2 separate regions of the Homo sapiens genome follow, and region 1 is linked to region 2. A link is a loop called in an ENCODE intact Hi-C map of the cell type or tissue named here. Cell type or tissue: heart right ventricle. All regions are shown on one strand. Each heading gives the region's core, and the rest is flanking DNA. Links, peaks and the distances in the headings are about the cores only. Region 1 has its middle 120 kb from the start of TRIL. Region 2 overlaps CREB5 (cAMP responsive element binding protein 5).

The links. Hi-C counts contacts between places; a loop is a spot of excess contacts. Peaks named below come from ENCODE experiments on the same cell type or tissue, not always from the same donor. Only the 100,000 strongest peaks of a DNase experiment are listed, where the experiment ranks them.
Region 1: it touches region 2 in a loop (2.3-fold over the local background); 3 of 110 quality-filtered maps call a loop at or near these places.

What each region holds. Positions count from the first base shown.
Region 1 is chr7:28,833,662-28,846,286 of GRCh38, reverse strand. No RefSeq gene overlaps it. Among named protein-coding and RNA genes, the nearest start is that of TRIL, 120 kb to the left of the region's middle. RefSeq lists an enhancer at 7,381-8,072. In heart right ventricle, for the core only: a CTCF peak has its summit at 5,630; no DNase peak of the experiment used is centred there.
Region 2 is chr7:28,623,104-28,635,728 of GRCh38, reverse strand. All of the region lies in intron 5 of CREB5 (cAMP responsive element binding protein 5), which reads right to left. Among named protein-coding and RNA genes, the nearest start is that of CREB5, 220 kb to the right of the region's middle. In heart right ventricle, for the core only: a CTCF peak has its summit at 8,884 (motif pointing right); a DNase peak (open chromatin) is centred at 6,349; H3K27ac peaks cover 3,234 bases.

The sequences.
Region 1 (12,625 bases), core at 2,067-10,066, 210 kb before region 2:
CTCTCTCTCTCTCTGTGTCTCCCTCCCTCCACATCCCCTTCCTCCCTTCCCACATGGCATCTCATCCTTCAGGACCTTTACATGGGGCTTGGCTGGCTCCTAAGAGGCAGGAAGTGGAAGAAGCCAGACCAGCTAAAGGCCATGCCCAGAACAATGAATGTTGATTCCACTGAATTCTGTTGGTGAACACAGCCACATGGCCCGCCCACATTCCAGGGCTGTGGACCTATAGACTCCTTCTCTTACGGGGACACAGCAGAAAGATACGTGGGATGAGATGTATTGTTGTAGTCACTTTTAGAAACTATCATCTGTCACAGGAAGATACAAAAACCTAAAAGCTACGCTTAAGAAAGTTTTTATTGTTGTTAGGACATCATCTATAAAGTGTTCATTTAACACTCTGATAGCAAAGGTTGCATTTCTGTCATAAATTCCACTTCCTCTGTGCCCATTGGGAACCTCCATGAGCGTCCCCTCCGCTCAAGCACCCACTCTTCCCTGAAGCCCACCAGACCATCTGTCACCCTTGCTCTCGGCCTCCAATCCTGGGCTCACCTCTCAGACACCACTTGTCTAACATTCCCTGTGCACTCTTACTGCTGGATTGTGAGTCAAGGCAATAATTGTGTCTTTGTCTTATTTGTCTCTATAACTTTTAAGTGAGTTTTCTTAAAGCTCAGTTCACTTACATTAACTGACTTAATGAATGAATAAATGTTAGCCTGATTCCAGGAGCTTGGCTCAATAGTTTCAATCATGTTGGTTCAGATAAGTGAGTATAAACTGAAAAAGGAAGACTGGTGTGTGGGTGGGAGTGTTTTAGTCTCCAGAAGTGGCAGAGAGAACCTGGATTTTCAGATGCAAAGTAGGGATAAGCAAGTCATCAAGTCAGGGAGAGCCAGCTTTAGCTCTCCCTTTTCCACTGCCGTCATCTTATGACTTTGGCTCCCTGGAGACAGTTCCTACACCAACATGGCTGCAGGTCAGGATGGCCTTGGAAGGACTCCTTCTGTTATTCAGACCACTGGCATGTGCAGATACACACATGCATGCCTATCTGTCTATTTATCTATATCTGTCTACCTAGAGAGAGAGAGGGAGAAAGAGAGAGAAGGCACTGAAAACATGACTTTTATAGTAATATTATTATTGATCAACATTACAGCCTTGTTGTAGGGAAGTTAAAGACTAGAATTACTCTAATACTTCTCAAATCTAGGACATATTATAGTGCATTTTACATATATAATTTTCTTCAAATACATTGCACCAATAAACAAAAAACCTGAGAAGGCCGAGAAGGCTTTTTTCTACTTGCATGAGGGGTGAAATGAATCCACATCTCCTTCATCTGATAATACCACTGACAAGAGAATTGAAGAGCTGCAAATAGCAGCTAACCAGCTTGTTTATCTCCATAAAATATGATTTAATTAAACATTCTTTTCAGCAGCTTGTACCAATCAAAGCATTAGGACTTCTCTGGCTGCCAATTACAGCCTCTCAGGAGGAAATTATCTGGAAGAAAGATAATTTTCTCCACCTTGAACTGGGAGTCAGGGAAAATATGAAAATAAATATTTTTGGTTTTATGTTTAGCAATTTTACAATTTCATATTTAGCTCTACAGTGTCTATTTTTTCCTTTAGGCCAAATGTCATTTTTGCTCAGAACATTTCAAGGTAGTTTTCTGGCATTTTAATTGCGTTTCTGTAGTTTATCACCTTTGAGCTTTGCCTACTGTCCAGAATGGTTTATTTGTTACACCGAGGAAAATGTAGACAAAAGTTTGTGTTTGCCTAGTTGGGAAGCAGATTAGAATGCCCAGATAAAAAGGGTAAGTTAGTGATCTGCTCTCAGCAGAAAGTCCTGCAGCTGGGGGCAGTGAGGTCACCAGAGGCTCTAATCCTACAGGAGACTTAGAAAACCCCTCCCAAATTCAGCACCATTTAACACGCTTATCTGATAAAATTTGTTAGCACCAAAGCTATCAGGCATGAGGTCGGGAAATGACTGATTTGGGGTAAGGGGACCCACTGAATCAAAGGGATGGTGGTACCATTCAGAATGAATGCAAACCGGGGAGCCCAGTGTGACCTCCTGAAGGAGCACAGACATGTGGTTTTGGGCTGGAGAACTCTCTGAACCCCTGGATGAATGGCTCTCCCAAGGCAAAGTCAGTGAGAGATGGCCAAGAGCTGCACTGTGCATTTCAATCCACGTGTGCTTTTTCAGGGAGATTGCAAGTTACATGTTCACATGTCTATCATACGAACTGCCTGAAGGAGTTATATGAGAAAAGTGAAGGCATAGCCTGTGCATTGTTAGGCAAAATATTCTTGCATGTGGGTATAAGAGCCCTTACATAGGATTTTTATATTTTCATTTTATGTGGGGGCCAACTGTGTGTACGTACATACCAGATAGGTGATAGTTAAAGGTGATACATTGATAGACAGATACTAGGCAGATAGATATAGTAGGCAGATAGATTGTGTATATTTCTGACATTATTATGGAAGTTAATGGCATATATTCAAACACATTTCTGAGCCTTTTCTCAGTGCCAAGCTCTGTACTAAGTTCTAAGTTCCATGTGGGGTTATAGAAATGAGTAGGCTACAACACCGATCCCACAGATGCTATAGCTTCATGGGAGAGAGAGACAAACACATAAATATTGATATGAAGTATATTTTGATAATGCTATGATAAAGACATAGCTGAAGCACTGTGAAAGTAGCCAGATAGATAACACTCTAATTGGCAATTTTTGGAAAGGCTTTGTGAAAGAACAGGCAGAGGGCCTGGGCTTGGAGAATGCAGGAGCTTGGCAGACAGAAATCAGGGTAGAGGATCAGTGGAGGGATTCCTGGAAGAGGGAAGTGTATGAGCAAAGTCATCCCTGGAGAAGATACAGGTCTTGCATGGGAAAAGGCATCACTGGGATGGTGAGGGCAGAATGGAGGGGGAAGAGGCTGTAGATGATGGAGGAAGATGGAGGAAAAAGGTAGATTATGGTGATTCCACAGAATCACATCTGGATGCTCTAAATTACTGAATCTGGGCTTTGCTTGGTAGACACACAGGAGCCACTGAAGGTGTCTAAGGGTGGGAGTGTGTTGTGTGTGTGGGCAGGTGTGTGCTTGAGTGTGTATGTGTGTGTACACAAGCATGTGTGGTGAGTGTGTGTATTTGTGTGAAATGTCAAAGAGAGAGAAAGAGAGATAGATGGGGTGGAGGGGGAGGGAGACAGAGAGAGAGAGAGAGAGAGAGACAGAAGAGTTATGTGCTTTAAATAACTACTGGGATGGCAGTTTGGTAGTTACAGGGACATGAATGGAAGCAGGGCAGGCTAGGTAGGGCATTGCAGTCATTCAGCTCAGAGCTAATGACAGCCTACAAAAAGGAAGTGGACACAGTAAAGGGGAGGCAGGTTTAAGTTTTATTATGAAGCAAACTTGCGAGGGTTTGCTAACTAATTAGAACAGGGGGTGAAAGCATGGGAAATATGAATAGGGGCTCTGAAACACCAAACTGGCATAGTCTTGTCATGCCTGAGATGGGGAATGAGAAGAAGGAACAAGTTTGCATATCCAAGTATTCATTCATTAATTGGATTAATGGCAAATCTTTGGCAAATGATTATTGAGCATGCTGCAGGCACTGAACTGGGGACTGAGATATAAGGACTAGGGCAGATATGGTGCTCCAGGGGCTTGGAGCAGAATGTCATAAGAGTAATTAGGTTCCAAGTTACAGATTTGGGAGTTGTTCTTCTAGAAGTGATCCATGAATCCAGGGGACTAAATGGTTCATTAGGGAGGAAGTTCTTTGGCAATCTGTGGGAAGAAGGTTGTGGAGTCCTGATAAGATAAATAAGTAGCAATGTGGAAGGGCCCCAGTTGTGGGAGGGCCACAAGTGGGAAAGAATAATGAGCAATTGTTCTGAGGGATGGCCAATCACAAACCCACAGGCACAAGAACCTTCTTCCTAGGGCACAACGACCTTGTTCCCCACAAGCCCCCTTCAGCATGATCCTATAAAACTTCTCCCCAGCCCCTGCCTCTGCAGACAGTCCCTTCTCTGCTGTGCTGCCCATTGCAACCTTGCAATGTATTTTCATAGTTTAATAAATCTGTCTTTCTTTACCTACAGCTGTCTTGGTACATTCCTTTACTGCCTCAGCCTCTGGGCCCAGATAGTAGCTACCTGTGACAAAGATCTCATGAAGTTATTTGATCCCCTCATCCTCAGTGCTTAATTTAGCATGACTTAGCAAGTCTCTTTCTTTGCTTCCTTCCCTTCCTTCCCTCCCTTCCCTCCCTTCCCTCCCTTCCCCTCCTCCCTTCCCTGACTTCCCTCCCTTCCCTTCCTCCCTTCCTCCCTTCCCTCCCTTCCCTCCCTTCCCCCTTCCCTCCCTTCCCCTTCCCTTTCCCCTTCCCCTTCCCCTTCTCCTTCCCCTTCCCCTTCTCCTTCTCCTTCCTTCCTTCCTTCCTTCCTTCCATCCCTCCTTCCCTCCCAGAAAAAGAGCACTAAGAAAGAGTGATTGTTTCAGGGATTCTCCCCATTAAGGAGAAATGCATTTTTGTGCATGCATGCATGCACACATGTGTGTGTACACATACCTATGTATAGCCATTTGGTTCCTGAAAGATATTTGAAGTGAGCTAAAGCATCTTAGCCTTGCAAGAACACCTGTTCTTTACCTTTTCCTATGATTGCAATGTTTCATGCACAAATATTTTAATTTTTCTTAAGTGAAATTCACCTAGATGCAACTTTTCTTGAACGTAGTTAAAGTAATAGAGACAATCACATTGAAGAATTGCTTTTCAAGAAGCACATTGTGGTGTTTGGGCTCTGAGGTTGTGGTAGTCCACACCTTCATAATCTCTTCTCCCCAGCAGCACCATGGCCACTGCTGCATTGTTCTCCCAGTCCTTAGAGACTGACCTGCTCAGGTTCATTAATGGTTGGACTTTCCTTGGTATTTGCTTACATAACAATATCAGGACACATGTCTTTAATATTTTATCAGGTTTAAAGGGTAGTTTTCCTAGCATGGCATTGTGTGGCCTACAGAACAAACTAGGAGGGAGAAAGAAGGCTCTTGGCTTGTAGTAAGCAACATGACTTTAATATACATTCTGATATTAAACATTTGATTAACTTGATAACGAGACTGCAGGTGGGTATTAAGATGTTGGTTTTTGCCTTATCATAAAGACAGCTATTAAAGAATAGTGCACTTTACTTAAGTGTATCTCCCTTAGCTGGTGTAATGGACTCCTGAACATAAAAGTCACATAGTCCCGACCTGTGTCTATGCTGCCTGCTTGTTCTGGAGAACCGGGCACGGTCTAATTGTTTGATTTGGCTGTTTGCATATGAAAATGGAGTTCAAATGCTTCTTATAAGTGAACACTTGGAAGGGGAGTGGAAATGTATCCATTAGCTAAAAGAGCTGAATGCACTATAGGATGTAGAAGAGCCACTCTATTTGATTATTAAGTGTTTTGTAACCTGAAACTGTAAGTTAACAAGAATAAAATGAAATGACCCAGGAGCAGAACATTCTTTTAAACCTGCAAATGAGAGAAGCAACACCCCTTGTGGCTACTCTGAGAAATGGCCAGGATCCCTTTAGATATTTTCTAGTTGGCTAACTGATTATAAAACAGTGTCTGTCTGCTTGGGAGACATTATTTTATAAACAAATATTTCACTGTTTCCTACCAATTAAAGCCACTCCGGGAAACAAGTACTTCTACCTAAATCTTTAAACAATCGAATGTCTTAAGGCTGGCCTTTGAGTAGGCTGGCTCTTAGGATGGGAACCATGATCCTAGCTGGAAACATTTGCAGTATGTTCTAGTTTTTTCTATGAAAGCTCTTTGGCTCCCTTGCTGTTTGTCTTCTTGATGGTTATATTAAATTAACAATGTTAAAAGAAGGAGTTTTCAAATTTGAGTCTCCTGGGGAGCTTGTGAAGACACAGCTTGCTTGCCTCATTCCTAGAGTTTCTGGTTTAAAGAGTCTGAGGAAGGGCATGTAATTTTGCATTTCTTACAGGTTCCAGGTGATGCAGCTGCTGTTGGTCCCAGGACCACACTTGGAGAGTCACTAAATTCAGTGATTTCTGAGATCCCTCCCATAGGTGCCCCCAGCAGTCCGGTGAATTTAATGGAAGCTTTTCTGTCATGATAATTGATCAACTAAAAAAAAAAAAAAAAGAAAGAAAAGAAGCCTCCTCTGATTTCTATTATCCAGAAAACTAGCTAATCTCTACCAGAAAGTAGACTTTTTACAACAATCTTAGAATCTTAGGTGTATTTAATTAGAGTAAGTGGTAGACAAATGCAAGCTGAAATGTTGGATTCTTTTCCCAAGGGAAAGGTGAATTGACTGTTGAAATTTCTATTTATGAGTTTTGTTTATGAATGGAATGAGTTGCTACTTTATAGAAAATTTAAAGTAAGCATTCAACATGTAAAATATTTCTACCTGATGGAGACCAGAGGCATAAGTTAGGGCCAAGCAGTGTTACTGGGTAAAAAGAAGGTCTGAGGCAAGTGTTGAAGAGAGGAGTCAAAAAGGAGCAGAGAAAGGCTGAATTAGAACTAATAGTAGATACTGCCTACTACATAGTTTTTTCTATGAAAGCTCCTTGGCTACTTTGCTGTTCGTCTTCTTGATGGGTTATATTAAATTTTTTTTTTCTTTTTATTTATTTATTTATTTATTATTATTTTTTTTTATTGATCATTCTTGGGTGTTTCTCGCAGAGGGGGATTTGGCAGGGTCACAGGACAATAGTGGAGGGAAGGTCAGCAGATAAACAAGTGAACAAAGGTCTCTGGTTTTCCTAGGCAGAGGACCCTGCGGCCTTCCGCAGTGTTTGTGTCCCTGGGTACTTGAGATTAGGGAGTGGTGATGACTCTTAACGAGCATGCTGCCTTCAAGCGTCTGTTTAACAAAGCACATCTTGCACCGCCCTTAATCCATTTAACCCTGAGTGGACACAGCACATGTTTCAGAGAGCACAGGGTTGGGGGTAAGGTCACAGATCAACAGGATCCCAAGGCAGAAGAATTTTTCTTAGTACAGAACAAAATGAAAAGTCTCCCATGTCTACCTCTTTCTACACAGACACGGCAACCATCCGATTTCTCAATCTTTTCCCCACCTTTCCCCCCTTTCTATTCCACAAAACTGCCATTGTCATCATGGCCCGTTCTCAATGAGCTGTTGGGTACACCTCCCAGACGGGGTGGTGGCCGGGCAGAGGGGCTCCTCACTTCCCAGTAGGGGCGGCCGGGCAGAGGCGCCCCTCACCTCCCGGACGGGGCGGCTGGCCGGGCGGGGGGCTGACCCCCCAACCTCCCTCCCGGACGGGGCGGCTGGCCGGGCAGACGGTCTCCTCACTTCTCAGACGGGGCGGCCGGGCAGAGACGCTCCTCACATCCCGGACGGGGCGACAGGGCAGAGGCGCTCCCCACATCTCAGACGATGGGCGGCCGGGCAGAGACGCTCCTCACTTCCTAGATGGGATGGCGGCCGGGCAGAGACGCTCCTCACTTTCCAGACTGGGCAGCCAGGCAGAGGGGCTCCTCACGTCCCAGGCGATGGGCGGCCAGGCAGAGACGCTCCTCACTTCCCAGACGGGGTGGCGGCCGGGCAGAGGCTGCAATCTCGGCACTTTGGGAGGCCAAGGCAGGCGGCTGGGAGGTGGAGGTTGTAGCGAGCCGAGATCACGCCAATGCACTCCAGCCTGGGCACCATTGAGCACTGAGTGAAGGAGACTCCGTCTGCAATCCCGGCACCTCGGGAGGCCGAGGCTGGCGGATCACTCGCGGTTAGGAGCTGGAGACCAGCCCGGCCAACACAGCGAAACCCCATCTCCACCCAAAAAATACGAAAACCAGTCAGGCGTGGCGGCGCGCGCCTGCAATCGCAGGCACTCGGCAGGCTGAGGCAGGAGAATCAGGCAGGGAGGTTGCAGTGAGCCGAGATGGCAGCAGTACAGTCCAGCTTCGGCTCGGCATCAGAGGGGGGTTGGGTTATATTAAATTAGCAATGTTAAAAGAACGAGTCTGTAGAAGCAGTATGTTTATGAGTGGATGAAACATGTACCGCATCAGTGAATATCTGTGGTCTTCTTAGGCCCTTCGGTCCTGTTTCTACTACGTCCTTTGTATAATTAAGGTTTCCAAACCAAGGCCACCTGATGGAGAAACTCTAAAGGATATCAAACTTGAAAGTGCTCATGGATGACCTGGGTTCTTATTAAAATGCAGATTCTGGTACATTACGTCTGGGGCAGGGCCTGAGACTCTGCATGGCTAACCAGCTCCTAGGTGATGCCAGTGAGGCTGGTCCATGACCACCAGGACCAGCTTCATGGGCATGCACCAGTGCAGTTGTGCAGAATTGGGTCCTAAACCATCACATTAATTTCTTCTGATCATTGCTTTATCCTCTTATCTTACAGCCATGACATCAAATATTTGGTCGGCTTGTATAACTACTGCCACATACTAAGCTAGGGGTTTTATGTTTCTCTCCCCTTGATCTAAGTGATCCTGACACTTGCTAGTTTGTAGCTGGAGATTATTTAGCAAATGCTCTGCTTTGCTATTTTTCAGATCTCTCTCTGAGACAGGCTTCTTTCTCCTGTGCTAAATTGTTAGTTTGTTTTCATTTTTCAGATAAATCTCATTAACTGAGTTTTGGGTTTTGAAGTCAACTGTAGTTTTCTGAACCTTCCCCTTGCCTCTGGGCCCTGAAGATGATTAGGAAAAAGCAGGCAGTGACCCCCATGGCTGCCTCTGAATCACCACTGTGTCAGGGATAAGTAGCTCCCAGCCCAAGGAATGGATGATATCTGGTGGTTCTTTTTACATGAATATGTCAGCTACCTTCATTTGTATAATTTCAATTCTTTTCAATGCCAGATGCATATTCAATCCCAGTGAGCTGCTGAGCGGGCAGTCTAATAAATTTTCATTAAGCATCCTCTGTATTTAAGGCACTCATAGGATACTAAACTAGGTTATCAAGTTGGTCATAATCCAGCAGAAAAACTTGGATGGAAGGGAAATTTATTTAGGTGAAGACTGACAGAGTGTTCTACAGAGTGGTGATTCAACAAGTAAGGAAATGATGCTGGTGTATTGACAATAGCCTTGCAGGAATCAGGAGTACAGATAAGTGTCTTCTTCCTGATCCTTTCTGAATCCCTTCAGCTTGGGTTTTCAGCATCCATGTTAGCCAAAGACAGATCTGGCTACTTCCATGAAATTGTCGACTTTTTTGAAATTTTCCTACAGTCAACATACTCAGTGATTATGTTTTGTAGCTAACATGGGGGAAGTCCGAGTTTCTTAATCTGCAGGCTTTTCCTCACTGTTGCAAAACAAACATTTTCTAAGCACTGCACTGGCATTCATGTAACGTCTCATAGGCATCTCATGAGATATGTATTGTTTTCCTGATTTTACAAATGCAGTAACTGAGGCTTTGAGAGGTTAATTTGCAGGTTAAACAGCCAATGATAGAACCAGCATGTAGGCCTGGAAGTGCTGACTTCAGGTCCATTATACTTTCTACTGACTCGTGGGATTTGTGCATTTAAAGAATGTTCCTTAATGTATTGTTCATTTCCAATTTTTATTTTTATTGTTCCTAATGAATTTGCACTCTACTTTGCTGTTTGGAAGAACTTTAAAATTGTTTAGAAAATGAATAAAACTAAGTGGCTTTGGGAGATTGTTTTTGGAAACTCTCTAATTTGAATCTAAATATTTTAATCTTTTATTAGTTAATGCTATTTGATTTAATCAAGAACTGGCCAGGTGCAATGGAGTTAAGTACCATCATTCCATCATTAATGCTTAGTGCACAGAGCTTGGATTTAGACTATTGTTGTAGTAACTGGGCCTCCCATTTCAAAGTTCCCAGGATTTGAGAGGCAGGCTGCTTACCCAAATAGACAAATTAGGCCATGTGATTTGGACAATATTGGGAGATTTTTATTTCAATGAATTAAATCAATCTGCAGCCAGTTTTAATTTACTTGAGGTTTAGTTAAATGTCATTTTCTTTCCCTTTTCTGTTTTATTTTAAAAGACAATATTCTTATTTTGTTTTTATGAACTCAATTTGGAAAGCAATAATACTTTTAATTCCTGGGGCCAATAGACAAAACAAAACAAAACAAAACAAAACATTGGCCTAGAAATCAGGAGGCCTGGTGTCCAGTTTCAATTGTGTGACCTTGACTGAGTCATTTAACCACATTGGGCCTCTGATTCCTCATGGTAGAAGGAGAAATTTGAACTAGCTGCTCTCTGAAGCTTCCTTCCAGTTTTAAATCTGACTTTGCTATTATTGCTTATTTATACTAGAAAAAAGCATGAAAGTAAATGTTTTTCCCTATCTTCTGCATTACTCAAACTAGGTTAACTGCTATTAAAAACAAAAGAAACAAAAACCTTAATGGATTAACAAAATGGAAGTTAACTTCTTGCTTCTACAAACTCCAACATGTTGGTCAGCTCTCTTGGGCATCCCTCCTACATTCAGTGACTCAGGGATCCAGGCACCTTTCATCTGGTGCTCCTTTGTCCTTCTGTGGGTCCTCTGAATCCTCTGCAAAATCCTTATCAGGGGAGTGATGTGAGTCTGGGGCATCTCGCAGAGGTGTTAGGGGCCAGAGCAGACTCCATTGGCTATAACATGTCATGTGATGCCACCTGGATATGGTGGGCTTAGGAACCATAATCCATCTGCGATTGCCCAGAAGGAAGACAAAAAGGTTTGCATAGCATGGTCTCATCCACAGTTCATTAATTCAACAAATATTTATTGAGGGCTACTCTATACCATTTCACTGTAGCTGGCACTGGAGTATGGCAACCTACTCTCTTCCTACGGATCTAAATTCTAGTGGGGGAAATCATGTGGCTAGTGTGTATGTGTATATGCATGTGTATATGTACATGAATATGTATGTATGTAATCTATTTCTAAAATATCTATATGAACTCTGAGATTAAAAATAATATCACAAGTAATAACATTTTAAGAACTTGCTATAGACTAAGCATCATTTTAAGGGCTTTATATATATATATTTTTTTATTAATCCTTGAGCAATTCTATGCAGTAGATGCTATTAATATCCCCATTTTGCATATTAGTAAATGAGACAGAGTTTAAATACCTTGCCCAGGATCAGACAGCTAGAAAGCGGCAAAGCCAAGCTCCAAATGCAGGTAGTTTGAAGCCAGAGTTCACACTCTTACCTGTTGCTCTGAAAGCATGTGCCTGACTAGAGTGACAGTTCATCTAGCTGTATCTTTCTTGGTACCTGCCCAAATTAATTAGCTGAAAACTAAAGAACACCTGAAAGTGGATGTGTGAAAGCACTTTGCAAACTGGAAAACATTATAATGTGACATGACATGTTGCTTTTTCACACTACTCCCAGATCAGTTTGGTTAAAAAAAAACAAAAAATCAAACACATCCCCAAAATCAGCTATATCAGATCAGTTTGGAAAAAAAAGTTAAACTATTCCCAGCCTTAAAATCTCTGTTGGCTTCCTGTTGTCTGTTGTCTACAATACAGAGTTTTAAGTTCTTTGGACCTTTACCATCTTGCTTGTTTCCTTCTTCACTCTTTCTCACACCCTACCCTACTAGACAAATCACCTTCCCAGAATAAGACCCCAATATTCATGGCCTTTTGTCTGTCCAGTTTCAGTACATCATTTCCCTGCATCCTAGGCCAGCAGTAGGTCTAAATCACCTTTGTACCCTTGATAGTTCTAGCACACAGTCAGTGCTAAATAAATGCTTGGCAATTTACACCAAAGGTCAAAAAGTGAGGACCATAAATAATACAGAATTTAAGGTGATCAAAGCTGACTCAGCTGTCCCCATGATGCAGGTAGCATGGTTTTGCATGAGATGTTTTGCTCTTACAATCTCTGTTCTCAGAGGCTGGAAAATGGCAAAGAAACAGGAAAGAGCGTAGCTCTCCCAGTTTAGCCAGAACATTTGGCTTATGGTTGGCAAAGAATTTGGTTGAAAATGGATTTATTTTGTAACATTGTTTTGAAGGTAATTGTAATTGGGCCATTCTCCAAGACATATCCCTGGTGGAAGGGGCTATGCAAGGAGAAGCTCTATTTAATTGCTTTATACAGGAGGTCTAGTCTTCACATACCTTTAAATGAGAGCTGAAGAGAAAAGCATACACAATTAATCAGTGCCCTGAATTCAGTGGAGTGGACGCTTATAACCCATTGTGGCAGATGCTGTTGGGCTGCCGTCCATTTCTAAATCTTCTTTGCCAAAGGAACCTCAATGTGTTTGGGATTGTCACATGCCCAGCCTCTACGGATGGATGGCGGATGGTCTCAGCCAGTGTTTCCAAACTTTTTTTTATGACTTGCCACATAGAAAATGATTATATTTGCATAGTACTCTCTACTAACCTGGCACGGGGGGATTTGGAGATATCAATATGAGGTTTGGAGAAAAAAAATAACCTATTATATTATCTTCATATCATCTAATTACAACAGGAAAAATAAATATAAATATTTTGAAA
Region 2 (12,625 bases), core at 2,718-10,717:
GAACCGAAACAGGTGGGTACAATAATAAAACCCTAAACCAAAATTAACATAGATAGATGATGGTGATAGGCAGAAAGAAGTACACAAGAAATATGAAGAAAGAATAGTGTTGACTGAATTGGTGAGTTTATGGATTCAAAATGACTAGCATCTTTTGATTCCGCAGCTTGTCAGCTGAGGCAGACATTCTAGTAAACCTTCTCATGATGATCGAAAAGACTGAAAGATGGTTAAGACTGGTCTACTAATTTAAGCACATATTAAGTGCTTAATCTTGCCTGGCATAGTAAGTGGCCAACAAGTATTAGTTATTTCCAGGATCATTACCACTACCACCTCCTCTAGAACTGTGTATTCATCTTTTAAATGGAGAAGAAGTGCTAAAGAGTGGAATAAATGAGGGTAAGATATAGCAGAGAAATAATGTGCCAAATTGAAAACCTATCAGCCAAATGTGTATTACACCTGCAGGATAAAATATGAGCAATATCAGTGGCCCTGTGGTAGTTACCCTCAGCAGGCTCACTCGACAGTCATTCCAAGCCTCCTCCTTGCCTTCATGTACTATAGTAGCTGAAAGGTGAAGCCTTTGGCCTCCTAGCTTCTCTACTAACTAGAAGTGGTATGGGACATAATTCTATCAAAAGAAACACATAAAAAAGTCCCTGGAATAAACAGCCCCAAGTAAATTCCTCGACAATACCCTTGGGTTAGCAGCCCTGGACTACCTGCCTCCAAATTTCTTGTAATATGAGAATAATAAATGTCTTTTGTGTGTTGTTGGGATTTTTTCGTTACTTGCAGGCAAATGCATTCCTAACTGATACAGTGCTCTACCCTGAAGCTGTTTCTGTCTCCTTGAAAAGACAATAGTAATCTGTATAAAACATAAAAATACATGAAAACATACAATTAAAAGAAGCCATCAGAGATACAGACTAAATTCTTCTAAGAGTTCAGAAAGTGAGATGGACCAGAGCTAGAAAGTAAGGGAAGAAGGCAGAACTTGAAAAATGGGTAGGTATGAATGCAGCCCATGGAAAAAAGAGAAAATGGTTCTCTTCAATGCCTCACATCTAGAGCTTCAGTAAAGACTAAATGTTTCTGGGATTACAATTTTGACAACCCAAGCAATAAGGCATGATACACAGGGGAGGGCTTGTAAGGCTCTTAGAAGTCAGGCACATGAGAAATTGTGGCCATCTAAGGTTTTTGAGCAATGAATGGCAGGATGAAAACAGTTTCATGATATGCAGCTCATCATAATTTTTTAAAAAAGAATTTCAAAATGATGTAACAATATACATTTTAAAATATTTTTCATTAAGAGTAAAGCACATGATAGACATGCATAGACATCATTTACCCTTCCCATTAAAAAATATCAGTTCAATTTAATCCATGAGCATGCATTAATCTGTTCAACTGGTCTGAAAGGGAAGTGACATAATTGAAGCTCTGGGTGAAAATATTTTTTTAAAGAAGAAACTTCTTTTGGAGTCAAGACATGCCAGTTGCTGTTTACAGACAGGCTGGATGGGCAGATTAAAGCTCAAATGAAATTTGTGTGGAAATTTGCCTGCCATTTTACAAGGGTATAATGGGAAAGACCAAGATCACACTTAGGAAACACTGTCAACTTCTGAGAAACAGAGGAGGCTGAAAATGGTTATCAATTATCTCCGTTTTACTTTTTATTCTGGGAATCTTAACTGATCAGATAGCCAAGAAGACAGGCTAAAGTTTCAGACACATTGATTTTCTTTTCACTCTCTTCTTTAAGAGGCAGACTCCTGGCTACAGACAACAGTGATTTAGAGATTTGGTCTCACTTTATAGGCAGCATGAATTCTGTGCTGCCCAATAACTGGAGACAGGCTAGATCATTATCCTTTAGGTTTGAAGATGTATGACCAAGGGGACTCAAAGACAGATGTAGGACCACTACCTCTGTCTTTATGTCTTTGGAGATGCTCTTGGAGTTCACACATTTATAATCCTCCTTCTCAACTCTACCATGAACCCCACCCCCACTACTGTCATGGCTGGTAGCTTCAGAGTGTTCAGACACAAAGTAACCAGCCAATCAAAAGGATGGCTGGTAAGTCCACAACTCATCATTCTCAGCTTGGCCTGACCACTGTGTGAGCACCTTGCACAGGTTAGAAATGGAATTTGTAGATAGAAGAAACACCTTCTTTACTTCCTCAGGTATTCTCCAGAGTGCTTTTTCTCTGAATGAGATATAGGCAGAAGCAGAGGTAACTCTTGATAACCCAAGAGTTCTAGCTGAGAGAATATTCAGTGTTTGATTTTCTATATTTCATTACACACAGACACACACACACACACACACACATGAATGATTGAATCCTTGGTTTAAACTGATCAAGCTTCTCATTTGTAGGAAATAATTTTGTTGTAAAAGAGCCTTGTTTTGGTATCACCAGTATTTGTTTTGGAACAAAAACGCATCCCATAGAGTGGATAAAAGCACATATTATATAGCCAACCAGTCTGTTTGAATTGTCATTCTAGCATTTATTACTGTGTGACCTTAGACAAATTGTTTTGCTTCTCTGTGCCTTAGTTTACTAATCTGTAAATAAGAACCATCCTAGTGCCTACCTCATGTGTTTATCAGAAAGGTGAAATAAATTGATGTTTAAAGTGCTTGAAGAAGTACCTGGAACAGGATAAGAGCTATGGAAGTCTTAGCTCTTGTTATCACTCAATCTATTCAAACATTCATCTTTCAGCCATCGAGTGCCCATGATATAATACACTATTATACAAACTAGCGACTCAGGGTGAACAGGATAGATGCCAGCCTTGAACTTACGGTGTTTCTATTTTAGTGGAGGAGGTAGATGATAAACAAAAAATTAAAAACACAATATCATTTTAGACAATGATAAATGCTGTGAGGAAAACAATGAAGGGTGATGTCATGGAGGGTGACTGAGATCAGGGGCTGGCTAACCTTCGAGCCGAGGGACAGAAAATCCTCCCTTGGCGACACTGGAGCTGAGACCTTAACTACATCTCCTATAAGAAACACTAAGCATAAGTTAAGTAGCAGCGTTCTCTGTCCTCCCGGGATCCCAGGACAATAGGTCCTTCCTGCCTTAGCATTACATGTTTTCTTTACATTCCATAGATATTTCTAATGATGGTGAACAAAACTTTTAAAGAACAAAACATTTGAAAAGAAAAGAAGGAGCTTGTCCCTGCAGACCATCACCCCCAAAAGAAGGCACCAACAGGAGAGAGGGAGAGAAGAATCACAGAAGGACCCTCACTTCTCCTTTCCTGACATCTCTTCCTAGTCCTGGCCAGGCAGTTCAGACTTCAGACATCCATGTCCTGTCATCAGTCAACTTCAGGAAATTTTTCGAAATTGCTGCCCAATCTGCAAGGACAGGAGGTAGAGGAAATGGAAAAGTGAGAGAGGGAGGAAGTTCTGTTCCTTGGTAGCTGCTAGAAATCAGGGGAAACACTGGTGCTTATGTTTATTCAGTCCAGGCACCTACAATTTTGGTGTAGGGGGATAAAGGCTGTTATCTTGTGGAAATGGAACAAACTTCACTGGGTTGGAATGTTAGTCTTGACTCTTATGGGAAGAACACGGTCCAAGCTGTGCTTTGGAAGTGGCCAGTGCTATTTTCTATTTGCAAGAGAAATTTCTGACATGGGTTTAGCCTACTTTAGTTACAAAGTGCCCTTATATGCATAAAATGGTGAATTTTCATTGACTCCTTTTCTCCAGCACAGAGGCTTTGAAGACGCCATGCCTAAGCCTGTCATTCTCTCTACTCTTCTGTTGGCAGGTGCCTCCTCATCTTTCAAACACATTCTCTTCCGAGACACCATCCCTGGCGCCGCCTTATGGTGCTTCCCTCCACTCAATTTCCCAAGGCCAAGATCTTTCATTTCTTTTGCAACCCTTATCCCAACTTGTGATTATTCATATATTTGCTTATTTCTTTTTGTCTAGCTTCCTTACTTGACTGCAAGCTCCACAACAAGGCAGAATTATGAGAGGCTGAGGCAGGAGAATCGCTTGAACCTGGGAGGCGGAGGTTGCAGTGAGCCGAGATCACGCTGCCACTGCACTCCAGCCTGGGTGATAGAGGAACAGAGGGAGACTTCATCCCCTCTGCCGCCCCCTCCGAAAAAGGCAGCACTGGCATCTCTTTCATCTGCAGTGTGTACTCAAATCTTTGCCAAGTGTTTGACACATACAAGATGCTCAATATTGGTTAAACAAAATAATTCATGCCATAACCCTGGGAGGTGGTCATTTTTACAAATGAAGAAACTGAATCTCAAAGGATTGAGTGCCTTTCTCAAGGCCACACAGCTGGTATTTGGCAGAGCTGAGGCTTTAACGCAGGGTTTCTGATGCTTGGTTTTTAAGGCTGTTTTGATTACACTCCACACAGAAGGCAACTCACAAACAGCTGTGAAGGGTGCTACAGAGTATCCCAGTTATTCCAGTATCCCAGTGGGAGGCAGATTAAAGCAGTCAGTGATTAGGAATCAACATCCCTGAAATCTTTGTCACAGAGAAGAAGAATCAATGGCCCTGACCAAGATACACTCAGAGCGGGTCGGTATTGAAAAGTTTCCGTACGTCTCTGAGTCCCACTGGTGGTACCCTGTAGTGGTTGAGCCATGTGCTCTGGGGTCAGAGCTCTGGATTCTGACTCCAGCCTAACCACTTACTTGCTGTGTAATTCTGGATAGGTTATTAATGTTTCTGCCTGGTTTCCTCATATCTAACACGGGGGCAAGAGTCATACGTACCTCATAGCGTTCTGTACCATACATACTCTGCCTGGAATACAAGGGAGGTAGTCAATAAATTAATGTTGACTAAATATTGAAAGACTCTATAAACATATGTCTTCTGCATGCAAAAAGTCACTCTCTTAGCAAGTAGGGTGGTGATCAAAGTAGAAAATGGTTGAAAATATACTTGGAATTTTTCTGAGACTCTTAGCCACACTATTGTCTTTTTATATGGAAATCTACTTAATCAGAATGATTATAATTCCCCAGCTATAAACCAAAATGCTTTACGCATTGCTTGTTTTGCTTCATCATGTGTCCCTCTGTTGCTATAGTTTTGAGCAGCCACATTTTTTCGAACTTTTTCAGCTGCTGCACACCCAGCAGGATGCCTTAAGATGCAATATGTCAGGTGAAAATGAAAAACATATGTTTTTTTCAGCACTCGGTCTCAAGTATTCATGGGTTTCCAAAAAGCACAGATTTGAGGATAAGATTTTCAAACAGACTAGACTGAGATGTACATTTCCCATTGTTCCTGAAGTTGCTATTAGGAGTAGGTAATTAATCAGCTGGCATTGGAAGTGAGCAGTTTGTTACTTTCACAAATTGGGTGGTACTACAGAATCATGACAAATGACAAAAACTTTGCCTAACTGAGATTTGGGTCTGAAAAGAGGAAATTCAAGAGAAACAAGACAGGTATCATTTGGGAGAAGAGATTGATGGGCTTAGTCAAATTAGCAGAACTAAGTCCTATGGGTAGAAATACCAGAAAAATGTAACTGGCTCCATAGAAGTAGTACCCTCTAACGATTCAGGAACAGTTCAGGCTGTCCAAGTAGCCATCACATGAGCAGTGAGTCCACAGTTTCACAGAATGGCTGGGGCAGAAGGTGGGTAGCCACCTCTCAGGGCTGTTTGGAAGTTGTACATTGGATTGGAAGGTTGGATTGGGAGGTCTCCAAGGTTCCTTCCAACATTGAGAGTCCATGTTTTCTGAATGTGCCATAGAAGCCTATCCTTTCAAATCTATACTCCTTTGTCAATCACTGGCCAACAGTTCTACTTACAGAAGCATAATCAATACTGAAGCTTCTTTGAGGGTGGACACTCAATACAGGAAAGAGCCTTCACATGTTTATGATGTCTCTGACAAACAAAAATTAACTTTTACAATTTAATAGATGCCATCCCTTATAAAAAGCTGAGACAGCCATTGGGAACATATGAATCATGGATGGTCAGAGCTTTGAGAACAAGACTCATGACTGCCATGAAGCAAAGGTCATCCCAGGAGAATGTTGTGGCTCTGTGTTTAAAGGGGCCCTTCCTAACCCTAGAAGGCCAACGTGTTTCCTGAAAGCAACACAACTGTTCAACCCCTGACTGTCCCTGCTATCTTTTAAAGCAAAGAAACTCCCTGCTTGCCAGCCTGCCTGCTCAACAGTGAATACAGAGTTGTCTGTTGGCTGCCCCAGATCCTCTCTGCTCTGTTTAGAGAGGCCAGAAAGAAGAATTCAGGGACCAACAGCAGCTGAACAGCTTGGCTGACCCGCACGCTGGGCGTCTGATTCCAGGACAACTCTCCAAGGAAAGGGAGGAGGTGGAAGGAGGACTGGGTAATAAATTAGCCCCTTGGACTTCCCTGCAGAACCTGCTGCTGTGTCCATCCTCAGCTTCTCTTTTTAAACATATGCCAGTGGATTAATGTTAGCAATCTAACCTTTGTTGAGTGCTTGCTATGGGCTAAACTCATCTCTGAGGATTTCGCACGTATTGTTTTATTTAATTTCTACAACAACCTGTGAGTGTTTTTATCAATGTTTAAGCAAGTAAACCGAGGCACCATTTGGTCCAAGATGACACAGGTGGCAAGAGGTAAACTCACCGTTTAAACAGACAACTTGGTTTAGAAGTCTGGGATCTTAATCACTATCCTAAATTAAGCGGGAAGAGGGGACGTGGGGGAGAAGGGGCATTGGAAGTTTGGCTTAAGGGTTTTTGTTTGTTTTTAATGTAGTTAAATCTATCAATGTTCAATGCCTATCTAATAATCTTTTCTCCCCCCAGCTAGACTGTAGTTCATGAACCAAGACTGTTCTTTCTTCTTCTCAACTATTAGCACAGTGTCTGGCCAATGAGAGGGACTTGGTCACAGCAGAGGAAATGTCTATAAGGATTTTCCTAGAAAAGCCAGATAAATGTTACATGAAAATCAATAACATGCAGCATATTGTCTCTAGCACCTTGGATGCTGCTGTTGGACCCTAAGAGCCCACCCCTTGGCCAGCATGTCCCCTCATCTCCATGACAGCCACCCACCCTCACACAGTAGAATGTTCTTGAAATTTACACTTTCTTCTGCCACTGGCTACCATGGTCTCTTCCTTCTCTTACCCACTGAAATGCAGATTTCCTATGTCTTGTCCCCTGGGCTCCAGAGAAGCCTGTTTATTTTCCTTGGGTGCTGAAACATCTTCTGGAAGGTTTTGAGGGCAAAGTAGACTGACAGATGCTAAGCCTTCTGGGGCAAATCAGAACTAGAAGAGGTGACCAGACAGGAGACAGACAATAAGCAGGCGTGGTCAGTTGCTGTAGCTGCCCCAGTGGTAAGAGGTTTCAGTAAACAAACAGAGGTAAGTTCAGGAAACCTGCTCAGTCTTATCATTTGTGCTACAAATGTAGACCACAAAAGTCCTGGATTGCTGTCAGTCTTTAGGGTCTCGAGACCCTAAAGACTGACGAGAGATATGAGAGCCATTCCTCTCTGACATCCCTGAAAAGCTGAGCTGATCCTGTTGGGCAATACCGTAGTAAGAAGAGGAACTGGCTGCCTGTTAGAATAAGAGAATAAGAGAAATCCCTTCACTGAACTGGGAAGTTTCCAAATAACTGGAAAAGAGAGGCATTACTGCTGCGTGATAGTGGGTAGATCAGGATATTTCATATAAATTATATAAACTGTGAACAATTTGGCAAGGCAGGCATCATTGCTTCTATTTCACAGATAAGAAATAGAAGCAGCCTCACACCATAACAATAGCCTCTGCTTATTGGACTAAGTCACATACAGATTTTTATTTACTGAACACTCAGTACAACAGCCACTGTCATGAAAATAATTTCTAATGAATGCCCTGAGGTTTGTCTAAGGCTGAAGATAAGCTGAAAAGAAGAGGATATGGCCAGAGGAGGTCCAGGGGTGCGGGGTAGAGGGGGCCCTTAGAAAGTGTGAAGTGAAGAACTTCATGCTATCCCACCAATCTGTGAATGACTATAACTGCATGGCGAAAACCCTTTTTTGCATTTCAAGAGGCAGGTCATGGGAGCTACAACTGGTCATTTAAATGAATTTTACTTATTTCTGAGCCAAGGCCTTTCAGGGTCTTGGTATTCAAATTTAAGCCAGAAGATTAATTCAGCCCAGTGTTTTGCAACCGTGACCTCATGTAAAAAAAATACTGATGCCTGGGCTCCACCCCAGAAGAAATGATTCAAACCTTCTGGGGATGGGCCCAAGTACTGGTATTTGTTTTAAAGCTCCCAAGTGAGAGCAACAGGTAGCCAGGGCTGAGCCACTCTTTCAAACGAACGGTTCAAGTATTATTGTATCTAATGAAAGGAATCAAGGTCCCAAGTTGCCTTGAAAATTCGAGGTGATCTTAAATTTTTCTCTATCAAATGCTGGGCTATCAGAAACTCCAAGCTGACAATACCAAGGCAACTGTGATAGACATTTTGGAACAGATGCCCAGCAGCCACGGTAGAAGACAGGGAAAAAAAAGATTATATGAACCACCATCTTAATTATGGAAAACCAGACACCCTGGCAGAAGGCCAGGGGCGTAGCAGAATGGATGGGGTGGAGGACAGGAGAAATTTTAGGAAATTAGAAATTTTAATAACTTTGTCTGTCAAGGGCTGCAAGTGGATGTCGACTTGTTTCTAACTCATTGCAAGCATTGAGAGCAAAAACAGATGAGAAAAAAAACCCCTGTATCACATCCTGGCTGCTTTTTATTTCTCCAGCCTAGGAACAGAAAAGAAATTGAAGCCGTCCTGGGGCCCCTTTCCCCAAATCTGATGAAGGGCCCCCGGTAGGCTCCCTTTCTGAACACCAGGGGGAGTAAGACATAGTTTGCCTTGTTCACCATGCCTTTCCATGGAGCATGAGAAAGAACAAGTTCTTGCTTCTTGTTTAGATCCCTTCTTGAATAGCTCTTCCTTCTCTCCCTGGCTAAAGAGGACGATCTATTTGCACTCGTTTAAAAGAGTAAGTAAATGCTCTTTAGAAGCAATAAAATCGATTCTGTTCCATCACCCCAGGGTTTGAAGTGGCAACAGAGGGGAGGGGTTAAGAGAGCAGATCCTGGTGCCAGACTTCCTGGGTTTGAATCCCAGAAACAGCACTTAGTAGCTCCTTAGCTACGGGCAGGTTACTTAACCTCTCAGGTCTTGGTTTTTCTGTTTGTAAAATGGGGATAGTCATAATAACACACCTCATGGGATTGTTGTGAGGATGGGTGGGTTAACACACATAAAACTTGGAACAAGCCTGGGCATATAGCCAGCAGTCAATGAGTATTAGTGCTATTTTCCAAGAGACTACCAGGAAATTTTCAATTCAAATTTGAACTCTTCCACACTTCAATCATTCTAAATATTTTATATTAACAATCATACAACTCAAATCACAGGAATGGTAAAGCCAGTGGAGCATTTGACAAGAAGCAATCTTTTAAGGTAGAAATAAATGACTTATGTAGTGATCTCTACTTGATACAGAAAACAATGAATTATACTACCTTAATGTGAATAATACATACGTTAAATATAAAATGACACACCCAAATAGAATGACCTCATAAATGAATGTACTCCAATGAAGAAAGGCAACAATCTGTTAGGATATCATTATCGTAAACTTTTCCCAGAGGGTGTAAGAAATTAGTTGAAGAAAAGCATATGGTACCTAATGACAACTTAGATACCTTTTTAAAAGACTCTTACAGTAGTTATTTCACTAAAATGCATGTACTATTATAATTTCAGAAAATTGTTCTTATTGAAATAGATGATCCTCTATGATATTATGTCATTTTAACAAAATGAGTGGCCAATAAGGAAGACCTGTGTTGATTTACTCCTCTTAAAGTCTGATAGCACATTTTCCATGGATGGAGGCCATGGAATAAACATTGCTGTATCAAACATTCCTGACAATGAGGGAGAACTCTGCTTGCATGTTTTTTCATCCTAGCACACATAACTTTTTTCCCCTGTGGATCTTCAGCAAGGCAACGCAGTTGCCTTGGCTGTATGGAATTCAGCAAACAGAAATGCATGACCAGTGACCACACACTTGCATCTGGATGAGGTTTTGGCGGACTGTGCTTTGGGATTTTAACTCCAGCCACTAACAAGGACCCTCTTCTTTTTGACTATATAAGTCAACTCTGAGAACATGGGGTAGAATGCCTTTTTTTTGGAGTTCCTTCCATGTCTCCTGTGCACTGAGAATGCAGATAGGAGAGAACAACTCTCTTGTCCTTTGCACTTCCCGTAGTTGGAGGTACCAAAGTCTGGCAAGAAATCAGAATGATGGAGGAAAGAGCCATCTTAAAGGGTAGAATGAAACATCCTTTGTTCGTCCTATCAGCATGTGTGGGTAGAGGATAAAGCTGTCTGATGGAGTGGCACAGAGGTCAAAAGCAGGGCCTGGGCCTGGCTTGAATCCAACTCCACAGGTACTAGCCCTGTAACTTGAATTCAGTTGCTTAACTTCCCTAAGCCTCATTTCCTCATCTGTAGAACGGGGTTAATAATAGTTTCTGCCTTATAATGTAGCCATGGGAATTACATGAAATGCTGCTTATGAAATCTTTTATCTTACTCTGTATTTTTAAATCCTCACCAAAAAAAAAAAAAAAAAATCCAACATGGTGGATACTACTGTACCAATTTTGCTGATGGGAAACTGAGGCTCAGAGATATTATATAACTGGCCCAGAGTCATCCAGGCACGTCAGTGTAGGAAACTGGGCATGAACCTAGGATTGCCTGGCTCTGAAGCTGATGCTCCAAGCACTCACTGACCCATATCACAAAGTGAGCACTAGGAGCTGTCAGACCATCTGGGCCAGCCTTTCCTTTTATAGGGAAGAGTTACAATTAACAGAAGTTCAGCGAGTAAACTCAGGGTAGGAGGCAGGCATAAGAAATCAGTTCTTCAAGATTGTTTTTTTTTTTTTTTTTCACGTCTGTTGGCGGAACAAGGAAAAACGAAGTACAATTTGAGAAAAATGTTCAACTTAGACACCAAAGTAACAAGAGGATTTACTGGGGTGAGGCAGAAGTGGAGGCTTAAAGAAGGAGCCAGATAGACCCTCTTTTTGTACACAGCCTGTTAATCTTTAAAAATGTTGGCTACCTATGGTATGAAATTCAACTTTTTTAAATTGCAAACAAACTTGGGATTTCCACACGCATTATTACTTATTAATCATTCATTAAGCATCTGTTATCAAATAGGTCTTAGCCAAACCAAAGGGCAATTAACTTTTTCAAGAGTAAACAGAAAATGAGTTCACAAATTCCCAACTGTTCTTCCCTGCTTCTGACATAGATAGGCTCAAGTATACGCACTCAAAAACTTGGAAGAGAACATTAAAATGAAATAGTAAACGCTTGATTCTTCTTTGGCTTTAGAATTCACGCAAATTAGACGTGCAGAGTCTAAAGGATTTCCTTATTTAATTGGCCTCAATATTTCATTTGCACTTACTTATTGGTCTGTGTATTTCAGAGTGCTTTATCTATTTGTAACGGCTTCAGACTATCTGGTTTAGGTTGAATACCTGTAGAGGGCAGCATGTCATATTTATTTAAGGGATGAATCCAGAATCTCTGCTAAAGGTGATAATGGAGGAAGTTGTCATCACCACCATCATCATCACCATCATCATTGTTCTTATCATATCCCTGGGTTTTGATCTTAGAGAAAATCTCTGTTACAAAGTGGCAAAGTAGACTATACAATCTCCCCCCATCTTTATGAACGTTAATATTCTGCATAGTTTTCTGATGCATTATTTTATTCAAAATCAAAAAGATTCTCTTACTTGCATACCACAAAACTCCTCTGCTATGTATGATGTTGGCATAAAATTCTGTCATTCTGCTGTTAAATAATTCAAAACCATTTAACATGACATGAAGAGACTTATCATTAAGCCACGGGCAGGGGAATCAAATGGAAAGAAAGTTCCTCACTGAGATATGTTTTCACTCAAATTAGTCTGTGGTCAGACACAAACACTCCCTGTAGAATCTGTTTCTTTAAGATTCTAAAAATAAATCTTGATCTGTAAGTGACTTTGCTGTAATACATACAGTGAGTCAGATCAAGGAGTAAGAGCCATTTATAGAATATGAACTAAACTCTGGCCTGAGACAACCATTTAACCCTCGCAAACAGAGAAGCGGCATTTCAGATCATGCAGTTTGATCTATAAAGCTATTTTGACATATAAAGACTCTTTTTTATGATGACTCTGGCTAAAAATATTAGAATATGCCTAGAGGCAATCACAAGGACAAAACTTTTGGTAACAGGAAGATTAGCTTGACTGTACATGGTACATCTATGTGTGCATGCTCAGAACGTATTCTAGGTATGCCTGTATTCCTATGGGCTGGACGCAGTGATAAGTTGCCATTCCATGCATCCTCCTATAAAGAAGTAGATGGGGACAGGTGCAGTGGCTCATGCCTGTAATTCCAGCACTTTGGGAGGCTGAGGCAGCTGGATCACCTGAGGTCAGGAGTT